2 separate regions of the Homo sapiens genome follow, and region 2 is linked to region 1. A link is an interaction called in ENCODE POLR2A ChIA-PET data of the cell type or tissue named here. Cell type or tissue: B cell. All regions are shown on one strand. Links, peaks and the distances in the headings refer to the core of each region. The heading gives the core; the rest is flanking DNA.

Region 1 (8,652 bases), core at 183-8,182:
GTGTTTTGCCAAGGTTAAGGATATTCCTGTGACACACAGCCTCGGTGTTACAGGAAAGCGGTCCCGATCCAGACCCCAAGAGAGGGTTCTTGGACTCCACACAAGAAAGAATTCAGGGTGAGTCCACAGATTAAAGTAAAAGCAAGTTTATTAGGAAAGTAAGGGAATAAAAGAATGGCTACTCCATAGACAGAACAACCCTGATGGCTGCTGGTTGCCCCCCCTTTTTTTTTTTTGAGACAGAGTCTTGCTCTGTCACCCAGGCTGGACTGCAATGGCACGATTCTCCTGCCTCAGCTTCCCAAGTAGCTGGGACTACAGGCACATATGCCATCATACCCAGCTAATTTTTGTATTTTTAGTAGAAACGGGGTTTCACCATATTGGCCAAGCTGGTCTCAAACTCCTGACCTCAGGTGACCCACCCGCCTCGACCTCCCAAAGTGCTGGGATTACAGGCATGAGCCACTGCACCTGTCTGGTTGCCCATTTTTATGGTTATTTCTTGATTATATGCTAAACAAGGGGTGGATTATTCATGCCTCCCCTTTTTTAGACCATATAGGGTAACTTTCATGCGTGTCTGTGTGCAGAGACCACCACACAGGCTTTGTGTGAGCAATAAAGCTTTTTAATCACCTGGGTGCAGGTGGGCTGAAGCGAAGGGAGATAGAGGTGGGGCTGTTTTATAGGATTTGGGTAGGTAGTGGAAAATTACAGTCAAAGGGGGTTGTTCTCTGGCTGGCAGGGGTGGGGGTCACAAGGTGCTCAGTGGGGGAGCTTTTGAGCCAGGATGAGCCAGGAGAAGGAATTTCACAAGGTAATATTGTCAGTTAAGGTAGGAACAGGCCATTTTCACTTCTTTTGTGATTCTTCAGGCCATCTGGATGAATACATGCAGGTTTGGGCTCAGAGGCCTGACAGTAACTTGCTGACATTTCCATGGCATTTGTAAGCTCTCACGGCACTGGTGGGAGTGTAGCAATGAGGATGACCAGAGGTCACTCTTGTAGCCATCTTGGTTTTGTTGGGTTTTAGCCGGCTTCTTTCCTGCAATCTGTTTTAACAGCAAGGTCTTTATGACCTGTATCTTGTGCTGATCTCCTGTGTTGTCCTGTGACTTAGAACGACTTAGTCTGTGAATGCAGCCCAGAAGGTCTCAGCCTTATTTCACCCAGCCCCTATGAAGATGGAGTTGCTCTGGTTCACACACCTCTAACATTAGGAAGTCCAGATGACACGTGCCTACTGTGGTTGGGGCACAGCTTGGATTTATACATTTTAGGGAGATATGAGACATCAATCAATATGTGTACGATGTACATTGGTTTGGCCTGGAAAGGTGGTGTTAGAAATAAGAGCTCAGAGTCATAAAGAAAATGAGCACTCAAACAAAAGATTTCTCAGCAAGCCAAATTTACTTCTGCAGAAAGGTGCAGCTTGCACCAGTCATGACTGCAAGAGCACACTGAGCGGGGGAGGGCAGGGGTTTTATCCCTAACGCAGTTCCTAGCACTTCTGTGTCCTTTCCCCATTGGCTGAGGTTGGACTTCACAATCTAAGCTAAGGTTTAAACTGAATAGGGTCTATTAGATGGGAAGGAAGAGGGACTGTCCTTTACTAGGCCAGAAGGACTTGTCTATCTAAGCACCGCAAAGGCGAGAAGGTTGTTTACAGAACAGGTAGCTAGGAGACAAGGAAGTACAAGGAAGTTGGTCATAAGAAACAAAGAACAGAGAACTAAAGCTTTTTGAAGATTAATTTATCATCTCTGACATTGGGACAACTGGGTGTAGGGTGGGAATTTCCAGGTCATAGGTAGATGAGAGACAAGGGGTGCATTCCTTTGAGTCTCTGATTAGCCTCCCACTGAATATGCAATTTACATGTGAGAGGAGGGTAGAGGAATAGTCACTTAGGCCTTAGTCTGGTTTAGTGAAACAATAGGGCAGAGGAAGCAATCAGATAGGCATTTGTCTCAAGTGAGCAGAAGGAAGACTTTGAGTTCTGTCTGTCCCTTGTCCACAAGGAATTTCCTTCTGGGAAACTTGTGAGGGAGGTATGCAGCTTTTTTTTTTTTTTTTTTTTGCTGTTGTTGTCAAACCTTTGTAGCTATGTTATTTAGGAATAAAATGGGAGGCAGGTTTGCCTGACATAGTTCCCAGCTTGACTTTTCCCTTTTGCTTAGTGATTTTTGGGGTCCCGAGATGTATTTTCCTTTCACACAGTAATCACTATAAATAGAGTCTGAGGGTAGAATCTATCAGATTGAACTGAAATAAACAAACTGTGAAGGAGACCATAAGAACCTCACCCAAATCTCCCAAAGTAAGAGTTCCCAGATTCTTCCAGCTCTGATATAACTTGTGTGTTTTGGATTTTTTTTTTTTTTTGAGATGGAGTCTTGCTCTGTCACCCAGGCTGGAGTGCAGTGGTGCGATGTCGGCTCACTGCTGCAACCTCCGCCTCCCAGTTTCAAGCAATTCTCCTGCCTCAGCCTCCTGAGTAGCTGGGACTAGAGGTGTCCATGACCACGCATGCCTGGCTAATTTTTGTATTTTTAGTAAAGATGGGGTTTCACCATGTTGGCCAGAATGGTCTCGATCTCCTGACTTCGTGAGCCACTGCGCCTGGCTGTGTGTTTTGGATTTTTTTGAGAGTCTGAACTAAAAGAGACTTTGGAGATCTAAATCCTCTCATTATAGTTGAGGAAACTGATTTAGGAAGGGAAAGCTACCTACTCAGGGTTACATATTAAATGAGAGCCAGGGAAACCAGAAACCAGAATCTCCTCCCAATCCAACAATTTTTCCTATTCACCAGAGATTCCCGATTCATCAACCACAGGACATAAGATTAGTCTAGAGCGGATGTCACTGGAAAGGGGTCCCAATCCAGACCCCAAGAGAGGGTTCTTGGACCTCGTGTGAAAAAGAAGTGAGAGCAAGTTTATTAGAGAAATAAAGGAATGAAAGATGACTACTCTGGCTGGGCGCGGTGGCTCACACCTGTAATCCCAGCACTTTAGGAGGCCGAGGCCGGTGGATCACAAGGTGAGGAGGTTGAGACCAGCCTGGCCAATATGGTGAAACCCCATCTCTACTAAAAATACAAAAATTAGCCAGGCATGGTGGCAGGCACCTGTAGTCCCAGCTACTCGGGAGGCTGAGACAGAAGAATTGCTTGAACCCGGGAGGCAGAGGTTTCAGTGAGCTGAGATCACACCCCCGCACTCCAGCCTGGGTGACAGAGCGAGACTCTGTCTCAATTTAAAAAAAAAAAAAAAAAGACTACTCCATAGGCAGAGCAGTGGCATGGGTTGGTCAAATGGGAATACTTACAGTTATTTCTCAATTATATGCTAAACAAGGGGTAGATTATTCATGAGTTTTCTGGGAATTCCTGAAACTGAGGGTTCCTTCCCCTTTTAGACCATATAGGGTAATTCCTTGGCGTTGCCATGGCATTTGTAAACTGTCACGGTGTTGGTGGAGTGTCTTTTAGCATGCTAATGTGTTATAATTAGCGTATAATGAGTGATGAGGGTGACCAGAGGCCACTTTCGTGGTCCTCTTGTTTCTGGTGGGGTTTTGGCCAGCTTCTTTAACGCATGCTGCTTTTTGTTTTTGTTTTTTTTTTTTTCTTTTTTTGGAGACCAAGTCTCGCTCTCGCCCAGGCTGGAGTGCTGTGGCGCGATCTCGGCTCACTGCAGGCTCTGCCCCTCTGGGTTCACGCCATTCTCCTGCCTCAGCCTCCCGAGTAGCTGGGACTACAGGCGCCCGCCACCTCGCCCGGCTAATATTTTGTATTTTTAGTAGAGACGGGGTTTCACCGTGTTAGCCAGGATGGTCTCGATCCTCTGACGTCGTGATCCGCCCGCCTCGGCCTCCAGAAGTGCTGGGATTACAGGTGTGAGCCACCGCGCCTGGCCCTAGTGCATGCTGTTTTAACAGCCAGGTCTTTGTGACCTGTATCTTGTGCTGACCTATCTCATCCTGTGACTAAGAGTGCCTTAACCTCCTGGGAATGCAGCCCAGTAGGTCTCAGTCTCATTTTACCCAGCCCCTGTTCAAGATGGGGTTGCTCTGTTTCATACATCTCTGACACAGACACAGAATTTCATCAGATTTAAAATTTTGCCTCACTTTATTGACAATAAAAAACCAGTGATGGGGAAGGCACACGCCATTCTCTGTTGGAAGTGTGGAGTGGTGAAGCCTTGAGAGCAATCTGTCAGGATTCTACACCGATAACTGCCCTGAAAAGCCTGGAAGAAAATATACCCAACTGGTAAGAGTAGTTGCCTCCTCAGCAGAAATGTTCCCAGACCAAACTGAGGGTCGGGCTGCTTATTCCAGTGGCCCAATAACAACATGCAGATGAACTGGGAAAGGAGGGAATTTTTATTTGGGTAACTGGTTACAGGGAGAAGACCTGGAAAATATCACCAGACTAACTCAAAATTAGAAAGTTTTCCAGTGCTTATATACCTTCTAACCTATATGTCTACATGTAAGTCTACATTCATCTGAAGACATAAGTGATTAACTTTTTTTCTTTTTTCTTTTTTTTTTTTTTGAGACAGAGTCTTGCTCTGTCACCCAGGCTGGAGTACAGGAGCGCTATCTTGGCTCACTGCAACCTCTGCCTCCTAGGTTCAAGTGATTTTCCTGCCTCAGCCACCCAAGCAGCTGTGATTACAGGCACGTGCCACCATGCCCGGCTAATTTTTGCATTTTTAGTAGAGACAGGGTTTCACCATGTTGGCCAGGCTGGTCTCCAACTCCTGAACTCAGGTAATGCACCCACCTCAGCCTCCCAAAGTGCTGGGATTACAGGCTTGAGCCACCGCACCCAGCTAACTTCTTTTAATCTATAACTAAGGTCTCAATCCTGAAGACCTTCCTCTATAAATTTACTTAATCTAAATGGCTCCAGGTGCTGGGGTGATTACCCTTATCTTGTCTCCTGCTAAATCATGGAGGTTTGGGGAATTCCTTCAGACCTGATGGGACAAGAGTACCACCATCTTAACAAGACTCCACCACCTTAAACTATCAAGTTTCCATTTCTCAGAACTGTCCATTGCCACCTGACCAAACTGCAAAAGTCAGCCCCACCTATATCTTCAACAGAGCATAACAACCCTAAGCAAGCTTATCAAAGTCCCCAGCAGTCCCAACCAGCCAGCACTCCCCTAACCCCTCCCCCATAGGAACCACACCCAGAGCACACTGCCCCCACTGGGCCCTTTTTAAATGCCTCAGGCTGTAAGAGAAGTTTGCTCCTGATCCTGCCAGCCAGAAGCCCTTCTCAGGTTTACTCTCAATAAACCAGTCTCAAGTGTTTGAGCCACTCTCTTGTTTCGTCTTCCTTCTCTTCTCTCCCACTGCTCTAACAGGACCCCCAATAAACTTCTTCATTGGAGGCCTGGGGAGTTTTTTCAGACCCCCAATGAAACTTGTTTAATCCTAAACAGGTCCCATTAAGAATTCCTTCGTTATCTTGTCATGCTTTATAAGGCCCAGGAAAAGCCTAGGCAAAACTCTTGGTGGACTTTTGTTACATTCCAGCCTTTGAATAAGGGCACTGGCTCTCTCAGCTTTTAACCACTCAGTCAGTGCTGAGACAGTTATGGAGGCCTATGTTAATGAGACCTGGCCTGCCATGGAAAGTCTGAGTTGGGAGTGACTGGTGCTAAAATGAGACTTTTGATTTTTTTTTAAGTGCTATATTTATAAAATAATTTTCTATTGGGAATATGTTCACATATTGTGATTTTTTTGAGAAGAGGCTGCTGGGTGCGGTGGCTCACGCCTGTAATCCTAGCACTTTGGGAGGCTGAGGTGGGCGGATCACAAGGTCAGGAGATCCTGGCTAACACGGTGAAATCCCGTCTCTACTAAAAATGCAAAGAAATTAGCTGGGCATGGTGGCAGGCACCTGTAGTCCCAGCTATTTGGGAGGCTGAGGCAGGAGAATGGCATGAACCTGGGAGGTGGAGCTTGAAGTGAGCTGAGATCGTGCCACTGCACTCCAGCCTGGGCAACAGAGCGAGACTCTGTCTCAAAACAAAAAAAAAAAAAAAAGAGAGAGAGGCCAAGCACATCTGTCATCCCAGAAAATTAAGAGTCCGAGGCAGGTGGATTGCTTGAGCTCAGGAGTTCAAGATCAGCCTGGCCAACATGGTGAAACCGCATCTCTACAAAAAATATAAAAATTAGCTGGGCACGGTGGTGCGCACCTGTAATTCCAGCTACTTGGCGGGTGAAAGGTTTCCTTGAGCCTGGGAGGTCAAAGCTACAGTGAGCCAAGATTGTACCACTGCACTCCAGCCGGGGCAACAGAGTGAGACACCCTGTCTCAAAAACAAATAAATAAAATATATATATATATTTAATTTATATATATCTTTATATTATATAAAAATATAACATTACATATATTATATATCAACAGAAGATGGCAAATCACTCAGAAGTAGTCCTGGAGATAAATATATATATCATTTATTTTTATATATAAAAATAAATAACAGATATATATCTTTATTATATATAATATATAAAAATCCCAACATATATAATATATATATGTGTTATCTATTATATATTATATAAAAATCCCAACATATAGAATAATAATATAATATATAATATATATTTATATATAATATATTTATAATATATAATATATATTTATATATAATATATTTATAATATATAATATATATTTATATATAATATATTTATAATATATAATATATATTTATATATAATATATTTATAATATATAATATATATTTATATATAATATATTTATAATATATAATATATATTTATATATAATATATTTATAATATATAATATATATTTATATATAATATATTTATAATATATAATATATATTTATATATAATATATTTATAATATATAATATATATTTATATATAATATATTTATAATATATAATATATATTTATATATAATATATTTATAATATATAATATATATTTATATATAATATATTTATAATATATAATATATATTTATATATAATATATTTATAATATATAATATATATTTATATATAATATATTTATAATATATATTTATATATAATATATTTATAATATATATTTATAATATATAATATATTTATAATATATATTTATAATATATAATATATTTATAATATATATTTATAATATATAATATATTTATAATATATATTTATAATATATAATATATTTATAATATATATTTATAATATATAATATATTTATAATATATATTTATAATATATAATATATTTATAATATATATTTATAATATATAATATATTTATAATATATATTTATAATATATATTTATAATATATTTATAATATATATTTATAATATATATTTATAATATATATTTATAATATATATTTATAATATATATTTATAATATATATTATAAATATATATTTATAATATATATTTATAATATATAATATATTTATAATATATATTTATAATATATATTTATAATATATAATATATTTATAATATATATTTATAATATATATTTATAATATATATTTATAATATATAATATATTTATAATATATATTTATAATATATAATATATTTATAATATATATTTATAATATATAATATATTTATAATATATATTTATAATATATAATATATTTATAATGTAATATATATTTATAATATATATATAATATATATAATATATATTATATATAATTATATATATATAAATTATATATATATAAAATAGATAATATATATTATATATATAATTCAATGATATATATCTTTATATATTATGTATAGTTATATATCTTCTATTTTTATAAATAAAATAAGAGATATATAATTATATATTTTATTTATTTTTATTATATATAAAATACATAAGTGATATATAATAAGTGCTATGTAAAATAAATGATATATGTTATATAATATATATCTTTTATTTATTTTTATTATATATAAAAATAAATCAGTTATATATATATTTATCTCCATGACTACTTCTGAGTGACTTGCCGTCTCCTGTTGACCCTCTTGTCTTAGTAAATCAGCAGTTAGGAAACAAGGTATTTTTCATTCTCTGCCTCCCCTAGCATTTTTGCTTTGTCCTAGGTATTTTACGTTATCTCATTGTTGGGATTTTGCTCTGACTTGGTCTTGAAGTCTCTCTTGGTCAAGGATCTATAAACTCTAGCCCTGTCCTGATGGGACTCCAGGAGAAGTGGGCGTTTGGAACGTGCCTTTCATGGGATTCTTCTTTTTCTGGTGGACGACCTAAAGCCTGTGTCCAGCTGGTTACCAGGTGTTCCTCTCCCACATGACTTGTTCGTACTGGAAGACACCCTTTTGCTGGTGCTGACCTGTGTCCAGTTTGTTCTTACCAACACGGCCACTTTCTGGGAGGAGAGCCCTGACCAGGAGGAGAGTCAGGCTCAGGTGTGTGGGTCAGGTGAGACACAGAGCTGGCAGTGCAACAAAACACAGGAAACCACAGCAGCGCTTTCTGACTCACAGGTCCAGAGAGAAGAGTGGTGACCACAGGGTTGACGGGACGTCCAAAGGCAGCAGGGAGCTCATCCAGTGGGTGGGGAGCAAGAGAGAGA
Region 2 (8,652 bases), core at 391-8,390, 200 kb after region 1:
CAATTACAGGTGTGAGCCACCGCACCTGGCCAGGACATTTTGAATACAAATGTTTAGATCAGAATTATATCAACATGGCTGGCCGGGCCTGGTGGCTCATGCCTGTAATCCCAGCACTTTGGGAGGCCGAGGCGGGCAGATCACCTGAGGTTGGGAGTTCGAGACCAGCCTGACCAGCATGGAGAAATCCCCGTCTCTACTAAAAATACAAAATTAGCTGGGCGTGTTGGCACATGCCTGTAATCCCAGCTACTCGGGAGGCTGAGACAGGAGAATCACTTGAACCCAGGAGGCGGAGGTTGTGGTGAGCCAAGATCGTGCCATTGCACTCCAGCCTCGGCAACAAGATCGAAACTCCAGCCGGGCGTGGTGGTTCACACCTGTGATCCCAGCACTTTGGGAGGCCGAGGTGGGCAGATCCCGAGGTCAGGAGATTGAGACCATCCTGGCTGACACAGTGAAACTCCTTCTCTACCAAAAAAAAAAAATACAAAAAATTAGCCGGGCGTGGTGGTGGGCGCCTTAGTTCCAGCTTCTCGGGAGGCTGAGGCAGGAGAATGGCGTGAACCTGGGAGGTGGAGCTTGCAGTGAGCCGAGATTGCGCCACTGCACTCCAGCCTGGGCGATAGAGGGAGACTCCGTCTCAAAAAAAAAAAAAAAAAAAAAAAGCGCGAAACTGCTTCTCAATAAATAAATAAATAAATACATACATAAATAAATAAAACATGGCTGAATTATCAATGAGAAAGCATTATCCAAAGTAAACTCTACTAAGCCAGTTTAATTTTGTGATCAATTATCTACGTGGATCCATTAAACTATTCTAATTTTCCCCAAACTTTTTAAAATTTTAATTTACTGAAATTGGTGGCATGGAATCAATTGCTTTTCTTTATGTAATCTACTTTTTTCCCATATTGCACATACTAATTATAATTTACAACTGGTTTCATTGTGAGACCATTATTTCAGCTAAGTCCTATTTTCCTGGGATAAATTATCAAAGATACACATTTAGTGCAGAAAATTAGAATGTTTTGTCGATTTTTAGCTAGAAGCAAATTTGACCTTCTGAGATGTTTAGTTGTTTTTGGTGTTAATTTGTATTGATAATTTATAGCTGTAGTATTCATTATTATTTGAATCAAAGAATGATAGTTTGCATTTATTTCTTAGTTACTTGATGAGAAAATTGTAAGGTGTTTTGTTAGGTGGAGAGACTAGGAGAGATAGAAATGGGGAAAAATGGGGAAGGAGTGGGAAGAGGAGAGTGGAGAGAAGGAAAGAAAGAAAGAGGGAAGAGAGAGAGATGTGGAGGTCAAGTGGAAGCCAGAGAGGATGGAAATGGAACTATGTTGGCCAGGCGCAGTGGCTCACGCCTGTAATCCTAGCACTTTGGAAGGCCATGGTGGGCAGATCACCTGAGGTCAGGAGTTCAAGACCAGCCTGGCCAACATCGTGAAACCCCGTCTCTACTAAAAATACAAAAATTAGCTGGGTGTGGTGGCACATGCCCATAGTTCCAGCTACTTGGGAGGCTGAGATAGGAAAATAGCTTGAACCCAGGAGAAGGAGTTTGCAGTGGGCCGAGATCGCGTCATTGCACTCCAGCCTGGGTGACAGAGGAGACTCCATCTCAAAAAAAAAAAAAAAAAAAAAAGAAATGGGACTATGTTGAAATGAGGGACTGAAGAGAGATAGAAAGAGAAGGATACACTAGGGGCCAAAATATCCTCCAGGTCACAATGTTGGATTCAAACCTGTTCCCAGGTAGGATGTCTGGGATTTTAATGCTAACAGTCAGGATTCTCATTTCCTATCTCAGATATCTTCTTCTCCCTATATATATCAATTTTACTCTATTTGCATACAGATTAGCCATCTCTGGGAAGCTGGGATGTGCCCTCCACCCAACCACCAGTAACTTCCAGGCGCTACGTTTCATAGGCTACCATGTATAGCCATGCAAGTTACTCAGTGCACAACTCAACTTGCATACATTTACACAGTGATTCTTACTGTTCTTTCCCCCCGGTTCCAAATCATAAAGTTTTTTTTTGTTTTTTTTTTTTGAGATGGAGTTTTGCTCTTGTTGTCCAGGCTGCAGTGCAATGGTAAGATCTTGGCTCAGTGCAACCTCTGCCTCCCGGGTTCAAGTGATTCTCCTGCCTCAGCCTCCCAAGTAGCTGGGATTACAGGCATGTGCTACCACACACAGCTAATTTTGTATTTTTAGTACAGAAGTGGTTTCTCCATGTTGGTCAGGCTGGTCTCGAACTCCTGACCTCAGGTATCTGCCTGCCTTGGCCTCCCAAAGTGCTGGGATTACAGGTATGAGCCACCACGCCCAACCCCAAATCATAAAGTTCTAAGGAAGGACTCTGATTGGTTTAGCAAGGGCCACATGTCCATCTTTTGACCAATCTCTGTGGCCAAACAGTATGATATTATGGTTGGCTCATCTTGTATGAAGATGATAAATTCATATGGAAGGAAGTGGTGGTTCTAATTCTCTCAAGAAGAGAAAGAACAAGGAATAATAATACTTTGTTTTTGGGCTAAGCACAGTAGCTCATGCCTGTTATCTCAGTGCTTTGGGAGGCCATGGTGGGCGGATTGCTTGAGCCTGGGTGGTCAAGGCTGCAGTGAGCTATGATTGCACCACTGTACTCCAGCCTCCAGGGTGACAGAGCGAGACCCTGACTCTTAAAATAAACAAATAAATAAATAAAATGAATGAATGAATGAATTAATCAATTAAAAGAGAAGAATAATTTCTTCCTGTTAAATAGGCCTCCATAATAATCATTTATAAGGGAGAGCTGCAATGGCCCGATCTCCTCTCACTACAACCTCCGCCTCCCAGGTCCAGGTGATTCTCCTGCCTCAGCCTCCAGAGTAGTTGGGATTACAGGCATGCACCACCACGCCTGGCTAATTTTGGTATTTTTAGTAGAGCCGGGGTTTCACCATGTTAGTCAGGCTAGTCTCGAACCGCACTGGGCCCCAAATTGTTTCTTGGGCAAAATCAAAGACTTCTCTCGGGGTCTGGATTGGGACCTCTTTCTGGCAACAATCTTGCGAAGAAATGTTGGTTGTCCCGGTTACACTATAAGATTGGTTTTATTTTTATTCCCATTTCATGGATGAGACAAGTAAGGCTCCAAGCGGTTAAGAGACAGGCTCCTTGGCCTTCCTGGTTCTCCCAGTAGTTGGGAAAAGCTGCGGTGAGAGGGAAAAAGAACAAAAAAAAACTAAATTAAATTAAAAAATTTTTTTAAAGTGACATGCTCCTGATCACAGAGCTAAGAAGTGTTTAGACCCAGTGCTCAAAACCAGGCTTACCGCTGGGCAAGTGACTCACACCTGTAGTCCCAGCTATTCGGGAGGCTGAGGCAGGAGAATTGCATGAAACCGGTGGAGGTTGCAGTGAGCTGAGATTGCGCCACTGCACTCCAGCCTGGGTGACACAGCAAGACTCCATCTCAAAAAAAAAAAAAAAAAAAAAATGGCTGGGCGTGGTGGCTCACACTGTGATCCCAGCACTTTGGGAGGCCAAGGCAGGTGGATCACTTGAGTTCAGGAGTTCGAGACCAGCCTGGCTAACATGGTGAAACCTCATATCTACTAAATACAAAAATTAGCTGGGTGTGGTGGTATGTGCCTGTAATCCCAGTTACTTGAGAGGCTGAGGCAGGAGCATATCTCGAACCTGGGAGGCAGAGGTTGCAGTGAGCTGAGATCGCACCACTGTACTCCAGCCTAGGTGACAGAGCGAGACTCTGTCTCAAATTTTAAAAAATAAAATAATAAAATAAAGGGGCTCACATTCCTCATAAAGGCAGGCATTCACCTGTGCATAGCACAGACCCCAAATAGCAGTGGCTTACAAGAGCAAAGATGCAAGTATATTTCTCTCTCCTAAAGAAGTCCAACTACTTTTCAAAGTCCTACTTTGCAAATCTGTCAGGAGCCTAAGATCCTTTCATCTCATTGTGTCTTCATCTCTAAGGTGCTGGGCTGGTTCTCATGGTCCAAGGTCCACATTCCAACCTTTACACAGGGGAAAAAGACACAAGGAAGGAACACACCATACTGTAAGGCATCACTGAACTGGGAAGTTGTCCATGGCTCTTCTCATAGCCCATTGGACAAAATGTGGTCACCCAGACACACCTTATTACAAAGGAGGGTGGGTAATGTAGTTTTCATTCTGGGAAGTCGTCTATAATAAGAAACCGGTTGGTTTCTGATTTTCGAAAAGAACAGCTGGTGCATGGCTCACACCTGTAATCCCAGCACTTTGGGAGGCCGAGGTGGGCAGATCACTTGAGGTCAGGAGTTTGAGACCAGCCTAGCCTACATGGCGAAACCCCATCTCTACTAAAAATACAAAAATTAGCCAGGTGTGGTGGTGTGTGCCTGTAATCCCAGCTACTCGAGAGGCTGAGGCGGGAGAACTGCATGAACCTGGGAGGCGGAGGTTGCAGGGATCTGAGATTGCACTACTGCACTCTAGCCTGGGTAACATAGTCAGACTGTCTCAAAAAAAAAAAAAAAAAAAAAAAAGACTAGCTTTTAGAGAATGGCAAGCAGTTTGCGCTATGGTTAGGTAACCAAGTATTTCACAGTTTCCAGACCCGATGATTTTATTGATTATGCAGAAGCTTCTGTAAAATAATTTTTGTTTTTTTGTTTATTTTTTTGAGACAGAGTCTCGCTCTATAGCCCAGGCTAGTGTGCAGTGGCGCCATTTCGGCTCGCTGCAACGTCCGCCTCCTGGATGCGAGTGATTCTCATGCCTCAGTCTCCAGAGTAGCTGGGACTAAAGGCGTGCACCACGATGCCCGGCTAATTTTTGTATTTTTTTAGTAGAGATGAGGTTTTGCCATGTTTGCCAGGCTGGTCTCGAGCTTCCGGCCTCTAGTAATCAGCCCACTTGGGCCTCCCAAAGTGCTGGGATTACAGGAGTCAGCAGGCGTGCCCAGCTTTGTATTTCTTTTATAATAATGAGAACTAGTTAATAAAAATAAGTGAGCTTCTGGCCTTGATACAAAAGCATACAATTACAGTTGGAGAGATATTTAGAAGAAATTCAGCACAATCCAAGCCAAGATATATCATCAAATAGAAAAAAGAAAAAAAAGCAGTTGAAGATTCATTTGACTACTATGATACTGTTTGGGTTTTAAAATTATGTATAGGATATAAATATACCTATGTAGGTGTGCATATAGAAAGATAGAGCTACGTAAAAAGAGAAACAAATTAGAGAAGCACACATCAAATTGTAAATTGCAGTTATCTCTTGAATTTAGAAATGCGGAGGAGTTGCACTTTCTATTTTATTTATTTCTGTAATGATTTTATTATGATATTGACTCATATTTTAATAAGCAGAAAAAACAATGTAGATAAAAATGGAAAGATTCCAAGTAGTGTTTTAATTCCTTCTGTAACAGCTCTAGCACCCAGACTCTGAATAAATAATTTTTCTTTCTTTCTTTATTTTTTTTTTGAGATGGAGTTTTGCTCTTGTTGCCCAGGCTGGAGTGCAATGGTACGATCTCGGCTTACTGCAACCTCTGCCTCCCAGGTATAAGCGATTCTTCTGCCTCAGCCTCCAGAATAGCTGGGATTACAGGTGCCTGCCACCATACCCAGCTAACTTTTTTTGTATTTTTAGTAGAGATGGGGTTTCATCATGATGGCCAGGCTGTTCTTGAACTCCTGACCTCAGGTGATCTGCCTGCCTCGGCCTCCCAAAGTGCTGGGATTACAGGCGTGAGCCACTGCGCCTGGCCAATAATTTCAATAGAGAATTCATTCATTTCATACATGCTGGAGAAGCATGTACGAAAATACAGCCATTGTGCTGGGCCCTGGAGATACGAAGATGCAATACATCCAAAAAGGTCTTCATATTGGAGCCCCAAGTAGTGAAACTAGGGAAAGGAGGAAGAAGGAGATAGGCCAGGAGGAAGAGAATGAAGAAGAGAGTACTGTTACCAGCGCTCTCTCCTATCACTTTCATGGTTATAGCCCCAGCACTTTGTTTTGTTTTGTTTTTGAGATAGGGTCTTTCTCTGTCACCCAGGCTGGAGTGCACTGGTGCGATCTCAGCTCACTGCAGCCTCGACCTCCCAGTCTCAGGTGATCCTCCCACCCCAGCCTCTCAAGTAGCTGGGACCACAGGTGTGTGCCACCACTCCTGGCTAACTTTTTTTGTTTGCTGGTTTATTTTTTTGTAGAGACAGAGTTTCGCCATGTTGCCCAGACTGGTTGTGAACTCTTGGTCTCAAGCAATTGGCCATGCCTCAGCTTTCCAAAATGCTGGGATTATAGGCATGAACCACTGTGCCAGGTCTTGCCACAGCATTTTGGCTAGTGGCTGGCACATAGATGCTCAGTAAACTTGTTCAACAAATGAGTAACAGAGAAGGAAGAAATAGTGAATAATCTGATATGTCAGACGGAATGGTCATTCCACCAGCAATGTAAGGAAGAAACAGAGACAGGTTAGAGGAAGGCAGTGGCAATGTCAAGTAGAATTGTGGGGACGGAGGGCATGCAGAACTCAACCTCTGGGAGGAGAAATAGAAAAGAGAAGCTATAACTTCTCATTCTTAGGCTGCCCTTTCTTTTGTGACAGCCTCTATCTTGCACCTGCCACTCATTGGTACTTTGCTACATAAAGAAAGGTTTTATGCTGTTCTAGTGATTAGAAAGTTCATGATAATTATAATAATTTCCTTTGGTTCTCTTGAAATTAGTCTAGATATGAGATTTCATTTGGTGTACCTTTTATTCAACTATACCGAGCTGGCTTTGATGATGCAAAACACAAAATAGTTAATTATCAATTATAACAGGACATTTACATAATTACCAAGCAGACCCAAATTGAGTTCATCCTTTTAGAATGAACTTCAAAAGCTGGCTTTGAGTTTCCTCATGATTTTCTTTACTTCCCCAGTTTCCTCACAATAAAATTGTGTTACCCTTATAATGGCATTTTGAAAAAAATAGACCGAAAAAATAAATCAATGATATATTTAACTTTTTCTGTTCTAATCACTCTAAGAGTTTTGGGACAATTGAGTATCACCAATTGAAGAAAAAAAAAAAGAAAAAAGAAAAAACAAAAAAAAGAATTTCCCCTGTTACCACAAAAGAAAAGAGACCATATCCTCCTCCTCTTAGAGTATTCCTGAGAGAAACCTAGTGGTCGTAAATTCTTACTTTAATCTTTTGGTGTGTCTATAAATCTCTTCAGAGGCAAGTAAGCCTCTTGCCAGATTTACAACCCAGAAACATTTTTTTCAAAGGTCTTGGATTTATCCCCTTTGAAATGCAAATGTCTGAGGCAACTATATCTTGGTCACCCAGTCACTGTGGGCGCCTTTCTCTGAACTAGCGGAGGTGGTCATGAGAAAGGAGACCACTCCTCATGTTGTCTTATACTTAATTTCTTGTTTGCTGAAAAGGTAGAAGTTAAAAGAATAAGCAGAAGTGAAATTCATAGTCAGACAGCCCAGCGTCACATTTCGGGCCTGGTAGTTAAAATTCAACCCCTGACCTCACTGCTTGAGTTATCTATAGATTCTAGACACTGTATGAGGAAGCGTTGTGAAACTCCCTGTTCTGTTCTGTTTCGTTGTGATTACTGGTGCATGCAGCCGTCAGTCACCTACCCCTCGCTTGCCCAATCGGTCACGACCCCCTCTTCATGCAGTCCCTTTAGAGGTGTGAGCCCTTAAAAGGGACAGGAATTACTTATTCAGGGAGCTCAGTTTCTAGGACTTGAGTCTGCCGATGCTCCCAGAAGAATAAAGCTCTTTCCTTCCACAATCCGGTGTCTGAGAGGTTGTGTCTATGACTCCTCCTGCTACAGTTAAAGAAATTTTACTAACTTTCCAGTCCACTTCAAGCCCAATTTTTTCACCATTGTTGGGAGTCAGAAACCGATACCCCAAAATAGGGCACTCTGATGGGCCGAACTGAGGAAGACCTAAGGTCTCTCTGACCTCACCCACCTACTTCTCATCGCTCAGTCCTCCGTGTCTCCCAAAACACAGGATGAAGTTGTTCTCTGAAGTTCCCTTATCTACCTAAAGCCCGGACCTGAAAAAGAAGAAAACAATGACCCCGGTCCCTGAGTTTTCATTAGCTGAACTCACATCGCAGGAAGACTGACTGAAGTCTGCCAACACACCTGAACAGACTTGTCACAAATCATTTTCTGCTCTGCAGACCCAACAGACTTTGTTCTGAGCCACTGTGTGTTCTCTAAGCCCATTGAATTCCCCTAAAAATCCTTTGTGGCTGGGAGCTGTGGCTCACGCCTGTAATCCCAGCACTTTGGGAGGCCGAGGCGGGTGGATCACCTGAGGTCAGGAGTTGGAGACCAGCCTGCCCAACACGGCATAACCCCGTCTCTACTAAAAATACAAAAATTAGCTGGGCATGGTGGTGGGCACCTGTAATCTCAGCTATTCGGGAGGCTGAGGCAGGAGAATTGCTTGAACCCAGGAGGCGGAGGTTGTAGTAGGTGGAGATTGCGCCAGTGCACTCCAGCCTGGGCGACAAGAGCAAAACTCTGTCTCAAAATAATAATGATAATAAAAATAAAAATCCTTTGCTATTCTCCTA

Evidence for each region. Peaks named below come from ENCODE experiments on the same cell type or tissue, not always from the same donor. Only the 100,000 strongest peaks of a DNase experiment are listed, where the experiment ranks them.
Region 2: POLR2A ChIA-PET joins it to region 1 with 5 read pairs; 13 of 35 experiments call an interaction of 5 or more read pairs at or near these places.

Annotation. Positions count from the first base shown.
Region 1 is chr16:10,497,763-10,506,414 of GRCh38, reverse strand. No RefSeq gene overlaps it. Among named protein-coding and RNA genes, the nearest start is that of LINC01290, 26 kb to the left of the region's middle. RefSeq lists an enhancer at 1,662-2,469 and a cis regulatory region at 8,533-8,652. In B cell, for the core only: no CTCF peak of the experiment used is centred there; a DNase peak (open chromatin) is centred at 5,174.
Region 2 is chr16:10,296,561-10,305,212 of GRCh38, reverse strand. No RefSeq gene overlaps it. Among named protein-coding and RNA genes, the nearest start is that of ATF7IP2, 85 kb to the left of the region's middle. RefSeq lists a silencer at 3,994-4,194 and an enhancer at 7,376-7,425. In B cell, for the core only: a CTCF peak has its summit at 6,985; DNase peaks (open chromatin) are centred at 6,542 and 7,582; H3K4me3 peaks cover 2,063 bases; H3K27ac peaks cover 4,193 bases.